Linked DNA regions of Homo sapiens: region 2 is linked to region 1. Evidence: read pairs that join two places in POLR2A ChIA-PET (ENCODE). Cell type or tissue: OCI-LY7. All regions are shown on one strand. Links, peaks and the distances in the headings refer to the core of each region. The heading gives the core; the rest is flanking DNA.

Region 1 (8,534 bases), core at 2,059-7,058:
TTTTAAAACAGCTCTCTGAGGAAGTACTCTTCATTTTCTTCTTTTTATAGATGGTGAAGTCAAGGCTTAGAGAGAGAATCTGTCCAACTTCTCACAGTTAATAGAAGGGCAGCTGGGTTTCAATCCCAGATTTGTTAGACTCAAGTTCATAGTGAGCCACCACATTGAGCCCAGAATCACTACAAAGGAGGTTAATAAAATGTCATTGCCAGGGTAAGCTGTTTTTTTTCCCCCCATATGAGTCTCTATCATCCTTCCTTGGCTTATTGTTCATCATTTCCCTGTGTTTAAGCTGTATGACAATGATCTCCAAACACATCAGCCTCTCTGCTGCCCCTGGGTACATGCTGGTTCCCCTTAGGAAAGTTCTCCTCTCCACCACAGTGGCCGTCCCCAGTCCTTCAAGACTGTTCTGTCACCACCATCTCCAGTCCACCCTCTGCCTTCTCCTTCCCATTCCCTCGTCCAATCCTGGTGCTTAATGTACGCAACCATCATCTTTCAGCACTGATCTTCAAACAAACTTTACAGCCACTAAAAGCACTTTTTTTGAGACTGAGTCTTGCTCTGTCACCCAGGCTGGAGTGCAGTGGTGCAATCTCGGCTCATTGCAACCTCCACCTCCCAGGTTCAAGCAATTCCCATGCCTCAGCCTCCCGAGTAGCTGGGATTACAGGCGTGCACCACCACGCCCAGCTAATTTTTGTATTTTTAGTAGAGATGGGGTTTCACCATGTTGGCCAGGCTGGTCTCCAACTCCTGACCTCAGATGATCCGCCTGCCTTGGCCTCCAAAAATGCTGGAATTACAGGTATGAGCCACGGCTCCCAACCCACTGAAAGCATTTTTAAGACCATGTGATCTGTCATGCATTTTTAATTATATTCAGATGTTTAAAAACATTTTTATTATAGCTTAAATAGTCACAAAGGATATCATTTCTGATGTAAACAATAGACTTTCTATTTATTTTTAATTTTTGGAGAAATGGTCTCATTCTATCACTCACGTTGGAGTGCAGTGGTATGATCATAGCTCACTGTGGTCTTGACTTCCTGGGCTCAAGCAATTCTTCTGCCTTAGCTTCCCAAGTATCTAGGACTACAGGTGTGCGCCATCACACCTGGCTAATTTTTAATTTTTTTTTTTTTTTTTTTGTATAGTCAGGGCCTCACAATGTTGCCCAGGTTGGTCTCAAACTCCTGGCTTCAAGTGATCCTCCCACCTTGACCTCCCAAAGCACTAGAATTACAGGTACAATAGACTTTTAGTAAAACATTACATCACTTTCTAAAATATCTTCAGAAATTAAATACCATATCATTTGATATCCATAATTGTTCTTGGAGAAAAGGTATACAGGCAAGCTCTTTTTGACAATTGGGAATTTCATACCACTTCTTTTCTTCCTTTACATTGTATTCCCATTTTGGTATCTGCACAGATTTTTTTCACATTGTGAGATATTTTTCACTTTTGAAAAGAAATACAATATGATACTTCTGCCAAATGCAAGTTCTCAAGCAGATCAACTCTAGGAAGGAGGACTACTAATGCTGAGGATCTGGACTGTCCGTACCCACATACCCTTAGAAAGTCTTGCTCCACCTCTGGGACATACACACTCAAATGTAAAGACTGCTGCTTCATTCTGTGTTGCTCTTTCTGCTTTTCAACCACATTTTGTCTCATTAATTCACAATTATTACTTTACCTGTCTTCGTATCCCCTGGACAATGCAAGTGTGCAAAATTTTGTTTCTCTCTCTATCTCTAGCACAAAGCAGACATTTCATACTGGTTTGCTGATCCAAGGAGCTAATTAGTGTTCTGTCCTGTTCTTTTATTTCTTATTGTAGTTTCTTTCTTTTTCTCTCTTTTTCTTCCCTCCCTCCCTCCTTTCCTCCCTTACTCCCTCCCTCCTTTCCTCCTTTCTTTCTTTCTTTCTTCTTTCTTTCTTTCTTTCTTTCTTTCTTTCTTTCTTTCTTTCTTTCTCTTTCTTTCTCTCTATCTCTCTCCCTCCCCTCCCCTCCCTTCCTCCCTCCTTCCCTCCCTCCCTTCTTTCCTTCCTTCCTTCCTTCCTCTCTCTTCTCCCTTTCTCTCTTTCTTTTCTTTCTTTTTTTTTTCTTTCAAGATGGGGCCACACTTTGTTGCCCAGGCTGGTCTCGAACCCCTGGGCTCAAGTGATTCTCCCACCTCGGCCTCCCAAAGTGCTTGGATTGCAGGCATGAGCCACCGCACCCAGCCATAGTTTCTTTTTCAGACTGTGTTATTTTGAGCACTCCAGGTGAGGTCCATTTAACAGTAAACATAAGGGGAATTTTTAGCAGGTGGGTACAAAGAGTTCACTTCCTCACTTATAGAAGAGAAAGAAATAATATTAATAACATAGCCCAGGCCATGCCTTTGAAGCCTAGAAGCTCCAGCTGCCCAGGATGTGATCCTTGCTCCAAAAGAGCTAACCAGTTAGCACAGGGTGCATAGACATGGAAAACATATGCTAATAAAACGTTATGGGGCAGGAAAGGCAGGAGTAGCCATTGCCATTTTTATTGTAGAGCAGGGCCTGCTACAGAGTTGGGCAAGATTGCCATGAAATATTGTATTCATTAGACAAGAACGCCATGCTTTGGTCCCTTGTCATAGACATAGAAGAAGTGCATGTGTTATTAAGTATTTGAGGTGGAGAAAGAGCCCAACTACTTCTTGGGTGTGGCTAAAACTATCCTTTTCAAGAGGCAACAGATGGGACAGGGGCTTTGGAGTCTGACAGATTTGAGTTTGAGATCTACCCTTTACTAACTGTGGCAACTTGAGGTGCTGAATCTTTTGAGTTTTGGTTTCCTCATCTATAGAATGAGAATAATGTTATGTGCCTCAATGTGTTGAGTAAAGACATAATGTGATTATATGTGTAGAGTGCCTGACATCTGGCAGATATCCAATAAATATTAATTTTTTTCTTTTCTTCCTGTGTGGCTCATAATACTTTGCACATACTTTGATGTTATTTCTCACTAGTTTGATTTATTGTGAATTTCTTTTTCTCTCCCTTACTAGAGTCTTCAGAGGTCCCATTTAATCCATCTTTGTTTCACTGAACATGTCATAGTGCCTTCTCCATGAAGAGTGATCAGGAGTGTTAAATTCAATTAAATAGGTGAAGAACCTCTATCATAGATAGGAAAAAGAACATCTTTTTCCAGCCCTAAATCTTGATCTTGGCTTTGAAATTCTCTTTATTTAATGTTCTTTGGGCAATGCAATAGAAATAGACTCTGGTTAACTGGTTAACTTAAGCTAAAAAGGACTTATAGGAAGAGCTCTTCAACAGTCTTTAAAAAATTTTTTTTCAGATGGTGTCTCGATCTGTCACCCAGGCTGGAGTGCAGTGGTGTGATCTTGGCTCACTGCAACCTCAGCCTCCCAGGTTCAAGTGATTCTCCTGTCTCAGCCTCCACAGTAGCAGGGACTATAGGCATGCACCAGCACATCCAGCTAATTTTTTTTATTTTTAGTAGAGACAGGGTTTCGCCATGTTGGCCAGGCTGGTCTTGAACTCCTGGCCTCATGTGATTCACCCACCTTGGCCTCCCAAAGTGCTGGGATTACAGGTGTGAGCCACTGCGCCCGGCCTCAGCAGTCTTATAGGAGAACTCAACAAGCAGCCCTCGGGAGCACGGAAGCAGGGGAGCTCCAGCACCTGCAATGCGGGAGCCTTGCTCTAGGCGCCACCATCAGACCTGCAGCTCCAAATTTATCCATTACTGGGATTACCTCTAGAAGTTCAAATTCCCAGAAGAAAGCCCAACTTGTATCAGGTGCCCTTCTTATAGCTAGAGCACCAAGATTGCAGAGGGAAGCAATAGTTGCTCCACATCGCAGATCCTGGGACCCTTCTAGGCATGCCTCATTGCCAGCTTCTGGTCAAGCATGAGAACTTTAAGCTGCCGCCTATTTATACCATCTGTGTCAGGTGTTATCTCACATCTAATTCCCTCCCACCCAGCCATAAAATGAAAGCAAGTCAAGGGAAGCCTCAAGCAAAGAACAACTGGCCGGGTGTGGGGGCTCATGCCTGTAATGTCAGCACTTTGGGAGGCTGAGGCAGGTGGATCACTTGAGGTCAGAAGTTCGGGACCAGCCTGGCCTACATGGCAAAACCTTGTCTCTATTAAAAATACAAAAATTAACTGGGTGTGGTGGCACACACCTGTAATCCCAGCTACTCGGGAGGCTGAGGCAGAAGAATTGCTTGAACCCGGGACGCAGAGGTTGCAGTGAGCTGAGATTGTGCCACTGTATTCCAGCCTGGGTAACAGACGAGACTCTGTCTAAAAAAAAAAAAAAAAAAGAAAAGGCAAAAAGAAAAACTCACTGAAGAGCAAGTCCTAAAGCTAGCAAAAAGCCCCTCCCTCCTTCCCTCCCTTCCATCCTCCTTTCCATCCTCCGTACCTTCCATCCTACCACAAAGATCTCTTTGGTGTCTATTATGTAGCAGCCCCTAGGGACCACTAAGAAACACACCACATGATCCTTTCTCTAAAGGAAGTAACTTCCTAGCAGAGGTACACAGACACAGAAAAATAATTTGTTAAAATGTAATGAAATGAAAGTCGGGGGATGGAGTGTCCAGTTGAAGAAGACAGTATGATGCTGGGGAAAAAGCACAGATTAGATCATAACGAAGCTAGGATCCAATTCAGGAAGGCTGATGAAGTGTCATTACCATCCATGTGGGGATGGACATTTGTTTCCAGGTGTCTTCCCCCTGCCTTAAGCCACAACAAATGCCCAGGTAGTCCTTTAGCAATTATTCTAGGCTAGTCTTATTTATAGACAGATGTTCACTGTGCATTTGAAGAGTGTCAAACGGCCCCTTGCCCTAGCATCTTTTTCTTAACTCACTGCTCTGATACCTGAAGTTTCCAGACTGATTAGAATGATTGCCATGGGTAAGGCAGTATGTGTCCAGAAAGCCCCCTTAGAATGCTAAGAAGTAACATCCACAGTTACAAATATGTTATCAAGGACTAGCTCATCTATCATACAGGCTGGCTTTCAATTAGCTATGAGTTGGATCCACTGAGAACTAGTCTCAAGACAAGTACAATTTATTTGAAATGAGGGGCAAGACAACATTGAGGCTTGAAACACTGAGTACTTCACAAGAAAGGCTAGATCACAGAAGGAAAAATGTGAGGGCCAAGAGATGGAAGGGAGGGGCAGAGAAAGAAGGAGAGGCAGTGGCCTGGAGGGAGACAGACTCTTCTTATTTTTGATTTAAGAGAGGGTGGTGTCTTTGAAGTGTTCTAAGAAGTACTGAAAAGGCATTCTCTGGTCACAGAAATTTGGGCAAAGGTGGATTGAACAAAGTAAAATTTCTATTCTTAAAATTCTCAGATTCTTAATTATGCCAACATACCTGTAAATCTTAATAAAAACACCCATAATATCAATAATAATATTGATAATAACTATTACCTGTTAAAGACTTGCTTCTTTTCAAGTACTACACAGTTTGTGCTTTATATGTTATAGTTACTGAATTCTCACAACCTTACAAGTAAGTGCTATTGTTACAGATAATGTTTTACAGATTAAAAAAAAAAAAAACAAAGATTTAGAAGAGGTTAAGAAACTTGGATAACGGCACAGCCAATGAAGTTATGGCACTGAATTCTAGTTGGAATTTTTGCTCTGACTTCACCATTAAAATTCTTAACTACTAGAGTAGGGTCATGTATTTTAGGGAATAAAGTTCTAAAGCAGAGGTTGGCAAAGTTTTTTGGTAAAGGGCCAAACAGAAATAGTTTTGGCTTTGTAGGCCATATGGTATCTGTCCCAACTACTAACACTGTTGTTGTAGTGTGAAAGCAGCCATGGGTGATACATAGACAAAGTTGGTTGTGGCTATGTTCCCATAAAACTACACATACAAAAAAAAAAAAAAAAAAAAAAAAAAAAAAAAAGAATGGCCTGTTCTAAATACACTAAAAAGGCAAAAATAGTAGATAGTCAAAATGACCCTTCAAGTAACAGTAGTTGCTTACAAGAACTACCGTTAGCAATATAGCTGGGCCTATCAAAGCACAACAGCAAAAACTAATGTTTTTGTGTCTCTTTGAATTTCAGGGTTCTCTCTTTCTTTGATGAAGGAGAACAAGTTTGGTTTGAAATGAGAGAAGATAAATAGAGGATATATTAGCCTGTTCTTGTACTGCTATAAAGAAATACCTGAGACTGGGTAATCTATAAAGAAAAAAGGTTTAATTGGCTCACAATTCCACAGCCTCTACAGGAAGCATGGCTAGGGAGGCCTCAGGAAATTTACAATCATGGTGGAGGTGAAGGGGAAGCAGGCATGTCTTACATGGCTGGAGCAGGAGGAAGGTGGGGAGGAGGTGCCACACACTTTTAAACAACTAGATCTTGTGAGAACTCTCATGAGAACCGCACCAAAGTGGGGAATCCACCTCCATGATCCAGTCACCTCACAACAGGCCCCAACTCCAATATTGGGGATTATAATTTGACATAAAATTTGAGTGGGGATGCAAATCCAGACCATATAAAAGGACATAAAGTATTTCCCCACCACCTCCCTTTTTTCTTTTTTTTGCAGGGTAAGTATAGCTGAATTCTAGTAAAATAAAAATGTCCCCTGGTGGCCATTCCACTAAATATTCTTTCTCAAATGATTTAACTCCCTCCTGCTTTGGGGAGGGAGCAGAACATTTTATGAACTTAAAGAATCATGTAAAATTCTTGACAAAATGTTTGCCTGGGATTATTTCAACATCCCCTTCCTGACTGACAAGGAAAACTACCTTCAGAAAGTTAGAGCTGGAAGAAATACTTTGAGGCTGAAAAAGATGAATAGCTAGCTCTGGAAGTTACCTGCTAACCAGGTACTATGGAGGGGTAACTTGTCTGGATTGCGAATATGATTTCTTTGGACACATTTAACAGTGAAACTCTTGAGACCTAAAAGGAAAGAAAGTTTTATTTTGGTTCACTGTAGGAACATGACTTAGGTCTGATTTTGGGGAAACTGAGACTAGCCCAACAGAAAGTATGCATATTTGAAATACCCGAAGAAGTACTAAGAAGACCCCTTTGTGTGTCATAATATCTCCCAGTTGGAGGCTAGAAAGTCTCTAGTACAGATTTATTTTTTGTGATTAAAGCTGTGCTTTCTGAAACTATAATCCTTAGTTACAAGTGCCTTTGGAGGTACAAATGAGGGATGCAGGGTTGTATTATGACTGCGTACCAGGCTTGTGTGTGCTGCCTGGCTCCATCCAGCATCTACCACCTTCCTAACTTACCTGAGAACATCCAACTCTTTAAGACTAACTGACCTCTTAAAATGAGGATAATAATAATGCCTATTTCCTAAAAATGTGGTAAAGGTAAAAATATTGCATAAATATAGCCTTTTGCTCAGTGCCTAGTATGTGAGTGCTCAATAAACCTTAGATATTATGACAGCTATTAGTAAGTCTTTGTTAGCCACTATCACTAGAGTGCATTTAGTTAATCAGATTGATTTCCACAGTAATAGTTCCCTAAGAACATTGGACAGGCAAGAGAGAGAAATCTTTCTTGATCTGTGAGGGGGAACTGAAGATAGTATAATTGTGGATCGAGGAGAAGAGGAGGGCTTAGGCACGACATATACCTGGATTTCAAATCTGATTTTATTACTTGCAGTACTTGGGATATTAACTTGGGTATTTACATAATTCTCTTGGCCTCACTTTCTTTTTACATAAAAAAGTGGAGGCTGGGCATGGTGGCTCATGCGTGTAATCCCAGCACTTTGGGAGGCCGAGGTGGGTGGATCATTAGGTCAAGAGATTGAGACCATCCTGGCCAACATGGTGAAATGCTGTCTTTACTAAAAATACAAAAATTAGCCGGGTGTGGTGAAGGGCGCCTGTAGTCCCAGCTACTCAGAAGGCTGAGGTAGGAGAAGAGCTTGAACCCGGGAGGCAGATGTTGCAGTGAGCCTAGATTGCAACACTGTACTCCAGCCTGGTGACAGAGTGAGACTCCATCTAAAAAAAAAAAAAAAAAAAAGTAGAAAGCAATACCTGCCTGTTTTGTAAAGCAGTATCTGGAATAGGGTAAGGTGAGGATAAATGAGTACATGATAAGTAACAGCTACCGTAGGTGGGACTCCAACACTTTGGAGCTCTTTTTATTAATTGTTTATTTTTCCACATCAGCCTAACATATGTATGTTTTTATTAGGATCATGCTACATTTAAAAGTTATTGAGACTTAAAGAGGAAGGAAATTATGACACATGTTACAACATGGAAGAACGTTGAGGTCACTATGCTAAGTGAAATAAGCCAGTTGCAAAAGGACAAATACTGTATGATTCCACTTAGATGAGGTGCCCAGACTGGTCAGATTCACAGAGACACAATGTAGAATGGTGGTTGCCAGGAGCTAGGAGGAGGAGAACAGGAAATTATTGTTCAATGGGGATGGAGTTTCAGTTTTACAAGATGGAAGAAGGCC
Region 2 (6,064 bases), core at 453-5,452, 130 kb after region 1:
TAAGTCAAATAGCAATTGAATAATGTTGGATAATCAAGCTGAATCATTAAATCTCTTTAAAAAGTCCCCAATTCTTTTCCACTTGGGAATTTTGAATCTGGAAAGTTTGAGTATTTTATATATGATCATGCCTTTTCTAAAAAAACTGTTTCTGCAAACTCCAACACTATTTTCACTCTGTGCATTCAGTGTGCTAAGGGAGCATCTTGGAAATCTTTTGCTTGAATTAGCTATAACTTTAGCCTCTGCCGATATTCTGACCAGCAGCCTTTTCATTTTTCAGCCCTTTTTTGATCCAATCAGTCTCTTACTTTTTGAAATTTAAGTTTCTGGGTTGCAAATAAGTAATTTGTATTTTCCAGGATGTTCACATTGTACTTGTAGCATCATTAATAAATGAATACATGCCTCTCCTTGCAATAGATTAAGAGAAAATAAATACAACACTACAAATGGAAGCCTGTAGTAAGGAAGTCTATTGAACTTGAATTGTGTGAGGTCTTCATGTGCCCCTGGATCCTCCCTCATTTATTTATTCTGAGGACAGAGCTAAGCACTAGCAGGTAGTAATACTTAACAACTCTGATTAGTATTCAAAGGTTTGTGAATTTAGTATGAACTCCTCCACTGAATAGTAAGCTTCTTCAAGGGAAAGACCTGGCCTTACTCACTCCCCAATACTTGTCAACAGAGGGTGGCCCATAGTAGGTACACATAAATGTTTGTTGGACTTCAATTTGATTAAGAGATTCCTAGGAATAATTGTTTTCTCTGGGTATGAGCCAAAAATTGAGGTAATTGGTCCTTAGGTGAGTTATAATTTATTCTCTCTTTCCGCCCTTCCAATACATTGGTGAAAAGCAATAATAACAAGTCTTTGGTTAGCAAGTTTTTCATAGAATTAATCCAGTTTACCTCTTGTAAAACTTTTGTCTCTCTCCATGCATCTTTTCCTAATATAGTAAATAATGCATTTCAGAGAGCGTTTTCTTGACTTGGTTTTACTATTAGTTAATTCTTTTAAAATGTCCCATTTTCACTATCAGAAGTTGCTCATTTCTTGTTGGGAGCTGTGGTTTATTGAGGAGGGGGAGTTCCTTTACAGCTAGTAATACTTTGGAATCCCCAGGGATGGTCCATGACAAAAGAGATTAGAATTCTGAAGCAACACCCTTCAAACCACAAGTAGTCCGTCTATCATCTGAGTCACAGTCATCAACCAGGTCAGACTGAACATAAAAACGGGGGAGAAAAGGAAGAAATCCTCCTAAAAGCACATTGTACCTGGTAAAAAATTATTGTCATGCTTTAGAATTTTGAGAATCAACCCACTGAAACATTTTATACTTAAAATTCCAAAGAGATTGCCATATCAAGTCCCTACCATAAACTTTCCTGCATTATATTAAGTATTTTTGGGTTTATTTATTTTGTTGAACACCTATTCTTTAAGTTGGTTTATAACTTCCTTGGTGGGTATTTTTTTTTCTGAAGAAATGTTTCTAACATCTCAAGATTCATATTACTTAAGGTACTTTTTATAGGTATCTACATTCTAATGAAATACAAAGAATAGAATTTATCTGAAAAAAACATAAGCCATCAAATCGTTTTGTCAGAGCTGATCTATATGGGTGATAGGTCTGAATATGCTTATAGATCACAGCTATGCACCTTAATCATTGAAGGGGTCCTGGAAGGGGAATTTATGTTATCACAGAGAGCAATAAAAGCCAGGGGACAATCAAATGAAAATCCTTTTCCTTTCATAAATAACTTAATAATTAGCATTTATGAGAATAACTGAGTAATTCTGGCTATTAACCAAACCTTTTTTTATCGTGTTTTATGGCCCAGGCTTGGCTGACAAGTTGCCTAACCATGAGTGTATATATATATTTTTTTTTTCTGCTGTCACTACCACCTGTTTTAGACTTTGCTTTCATTTTTTTTTTTTTTTGGTGTTATCTTTTGCTCTCACAGGCAAAAAAATGCTTAATTTGTAGGAAATACAATTTCTTGCAAATAAAAAATAAAATTCAGGTTCATGAGCCCTGAATTTATATGCCAACTTTAGAGCTTTTTAGCAGTGGGATTTGGGCTACTTACTTAACAGACTCCCTCCCTCTGCTCCCCCTCCTCACAAAGTCATCCTTACATCTAAAATGCAGGTAATTAGACTGACCACCTAGAGTTGTAATGGGCAGATGTGAAAACATAATGCTAAGTTTCCAGCATCATGGTAAATGAACAAATGGTAATGTCCTCCAGTAGAAAGTCAATATGGCCTACAAGAAAGGGCAGGGGGAAGGGGCTCCCAAGACCCACATTGAAGTCCTGGCTCTAGCACTTACTAGCTGCCCAGGTTGGGAATTCTCCTAAACCTTCTCTGCATCTCAGTTTCTTCATTTGTAAAATGGGCAGAATATTCCTTAATCTACCTCTCTAAGTGGCTTAAAGGAAATAACTTTGTGAAACTGCCTTATAAAAATGATGAGATATTAAAATATTAATAATATGATGACAAAGTTTTTGGAGTTAATTTTTTCCCTCTGGGGAACAGTATTTTTTCAATGATAGTTCAATGGTTCCCTTTTGCTGAAGGTAGTGGCATTTCTCTTTTTTTTTTTTTTTCTGAATGACTCAGTTGGCACTTGTTATGAGCTATCTTGTAGGTTTTCTTTTCTTTTTTTTTTTTTTGGCACCTCAACTCTGTTTTAATCTTTTCAAGAGTAAAGACTCAATTTTAAACCTTGTGGGCTGCATGCTGAGATCTCTTAGGTGGGGCTGAAGGGGAAATCCTCCCTGGGGCACCATACTTAGTGTGAGAAGGGCCAGGGTTGTGGAGTGGAGCAGAGATGGCCTTCAGAGAGAAGAGGAAAGAAAAACAGGAACTTTGATGACATGGAGAAATTCTGAGATGCAGGGGAATATTGAGGGGCTTCCATGGACTTGCCTTGATCTTAGTAAGAAAGAAGGCCAATAAGATGAGGGAAAGAGAGTGGAAGGGAGTTGGGATCTTAGGGGCTGTATATCAAAGTGTCATGTTAACAGGATAACTAGCATATAGCTGACACTAAAAAAGTTTCGTAACTTTGAGATGAGTAGAAAATATTATTTTGTTATTTCATTATTCATGTCATATAATATTAGCATAGATAATAACATATATAATAATAGTAACAGCATGTATTAGGTACTTATGTCATATGTTTTGAACTTTACGCCTATCCTTTGATTTAATACTGAGAACAGCCTTACTAAGTAGATGCTATGATTATCTTTATTTTAAAGATGTGAAAACTGAAACTTTGGAAGGAAGTTCTGAAACACTATTGTGGGGCATAGAGTATCAAGTTTAGTAAGGAAAAGAAAAATGATTATAAGAGAGAATCGAGGGTCCAACTGAAGATGGATGGCATGAGTTTAAGACAAAACTCTCAGCACAATTCCATGTTTACCTCAGCCATGTTCTGCAACTTGGAGCAGTTGGTTGAGCTGACTGAGACTTCGAATACAATGGTTAGGAAAACAGTAACCTCTTTGCGTTCCACGTTGGACTTAATGACTATGAGTCATGTCATATATAGGAGGCAAGTTTTTCAGTGGAGATAGGAACAACTGAAATATGTTCTTCAGCCTAGTGGAGACAAGTAATTGTCATTGGCTGGTGAGTGTTTCAGATACTTCAAAGCATGGGTTGTGCTTCACCCCACCCTCTCTAGCTAAACTCCTTGGCTAATGGCCTGCATGATCTTAACTTCATTCCGGAAATACTGGTTAAGAGGATTTGGGACAGGCCATTTGGAGGCTGGTGAACCTGACAACTTACACAACCTACATTTGCAAAGCCCAGTTATTTTCTGACTAATGGGTCAGAAAGAGGGGGCAGAAGAGGAGAGAGAAATCTTCACCAAACAAACAGCCAGGCCATCTGGGTGGAGTTGCTTAAGGCAGTCACAAAAAAATGATCACATCATTTACCTCTCATTTAACAAGGGCAGAGCAGGGATACTAGCTGTGAGACACTTCTGCTCCGGGAAAGGTAGGAGCATTTGTACAATCTTTCCAGTATAGGGGAAGGGGGACATGGGAGTAGAAGTTGGATTGTTGAGTCACGAAGCAAATAGGTGTCTTTTTATTCTAATTAACTTGAGAAAGAAAGAATTTGGTATTATATCAACCCAGCACTTAAACTTTTTACCTTCATTGTATAAAAACTGTTTGTGAAAATTGTGCCACTATGACTTACTTTTTGATACGGATAATGGAGCATTCTCTAAAGGGAGCAGATGGAATGATGAGGAGGTTCAGAGTAGTGTCAATCATCAGGAAAGAGGGTGGCCCTGTTGGCCTGGGGGTGAGGGGAGAGGCTCTGACAAAGGTGCTCAGTCCCCAGCCAGGCTGCATGTGGTTCTTGTCTACCTGGGTCCACCTGAAAAGACACTACCAGATTGATTTGGGGTGTATCCTGGGCAGTGAGACTTTTGAAAGTGCATTGGTTGATTCTAATGCACAATCCAGTTGAGAACCACTGTTGAGGGAGCAGGGTGCCTGAATCATGAAATAAAAAGAGGCTTTTTATGGGAAAGGCTCTCTATCTCTCTTCTTTAACACCAGGAAAGGAGCTGTATTAGTGATAGGAAGTGATGGGGAAGCCAATGGGGGCTCAAAAGAAAGAAAGCTTTGATGCTTGGTACTGAAATGGAAGTGGCGTGGTAAGTGGAGGAGCCCCTGATGCTGGAAATGATCAAGGAGAAGGTGGACAACCATTGACTGGGAAGGCTGAACTAGCCCAGTGATGGCTAGATAGTGTCAGGAGGACCAGAAGCAACCTCAAGTCCCTTCCCCTTCACTCAGGGCAGCTCAGTTTTCTCTCTTTTTCTGTATTGGTTTGGGTTTCCCCATAAAGATTTCCTTTGAAGAAAGAGTCTGCTCAAAAAAACTTTTAAAACCACATAACTAGTTGACCTTTATGGCTATTACCAATCTGAAGTTCTGTAGCATTAAATCTTCTTTGATGTTTTCTAAGAAACCAGGCTACTGATTGATCCATTCTTCCAAAGGCCAAGGGGGAAAGGAAGGAGAGCTTACAAGGGTGGAAAGCATGAGTAGAAGAGGGGAGACTTCTCTTAGCTGAGGGCCAGGGCAGGAGCCCTTAACCCTGTCTAGGCTTGGAACCACCTGGGAACTTTTCAGTAAGACACCCTCCCAAAGCAGTGATATCAGTCTCTGGGGATGGTGCCTGGGCGTGGGTATTCATGAAATGCAGCAGAGTTGAGAACCACTGGCTTAATAGATGGGCACTGAGGAGAACTCTTTTTATACATTGAGGCCAAACATGTTAGACAACCACGAACACGGCAGTTCTTAAACTTCAGCTGCATCAGAATCACCTAGGCTTGTTCAGACAGATCACTGGGCTCCACCCCCAGAGTTTCTGATTTAGTAGGCCTGTGATAAAGCCAAGAATTTGCATTTTTAACAAGTTCCAGGTGATGCTGACACTGCTGATCTGGGGGACCACACTTTGAGAACCACTGCTTTAACAATAGGAATTTACTTTTGACCTTAAAAACAACTCCCTAACATTGGCAAGCGATTGATAGTGTGCACCCTTGATGATATGATATAATGAGAATGGCACTTTGCCTCTGTGGTCTCCCTCCCATTAAATGCATTAACTCAGTCTAATCATGAGTAAAACATCAGACAAAACCCAATGGAAGGACATTCTACAACATACCTGACCAGTAATCCTCAAAACTATCAAGGTCAGCAAAGCCAAGGAAAGTCTAAGAAACTGCCACAGCTAAGAGGAGCCTAAGGAGACATGACTACTAAATACAATGTGGTATCCTGCATGGAATCCTGGAATAGAAAAAGCACATTAGGGGCAGGGCACGGTGACTCACACCTGTAATCCCAGCACTTTAGGAGGCTGAGGCAAGCAGATCACTTGAGGTAAGGAGTTTGAAACCAGCCTGGCCAAGATGGTGAAACCCCATCTCTGCTAAAAATACGAAAATTAGCTGGGTGTATTGGCGGGCGCCTGTGATCCCAG

The links. ChIA-PET counts read pairs that join two places held together with the same protein. Peaks named below come from ENCODE experiments on the same cell type or tissue, not always from the same donor. Only the 100,000 strongest peaks of a DNase experiment are listed, where the experiment ranks them.
Region 2: POLR2A ChIA-PET joins it to region 1 with 6 read pairs; 3 of 35 experiments call an interaction of 5 or more read pairs at or near these places.

What each region holds. Positions count from the first base shown.
Region 1 is chr6:137,958,874-137,967,407 of GRCh38, reverse strand. No RefSeq gene overlaps it. Among named protein-coding and RNA genes, the nearest start is that of SIMALR, 17 kb to the right of the region's middle. In OCI-LY7, for the core only: a CTCF peak has its summit at 6,647 (motif pointing left); DNase peaks (open chromatin) are centred at 2,327, 3,957 and 4,497; H3K4me3 peaks cover 226 bases; H3K27ac peaks cover 2,463 bases.
Region 2 is chr6:137,827,421-137,833,484 of GRCh38, reverse strand. All of the region lies in intron 3 of WAKMAR2 (wound and keratinocyte migration associated lncRNA 2), which reads left to right. Among named protein-coding and RNA genes, the nearest start is that of TNFAIP3, 37 kb to the left of the region's middle. RefSeq lists enhancers at 5,284-5,333, 5,354-5,483. In OCI-LY7, for the core only: no CTCF peak of the experiment used is centred there; no DNase peak of the experiment used is centred there.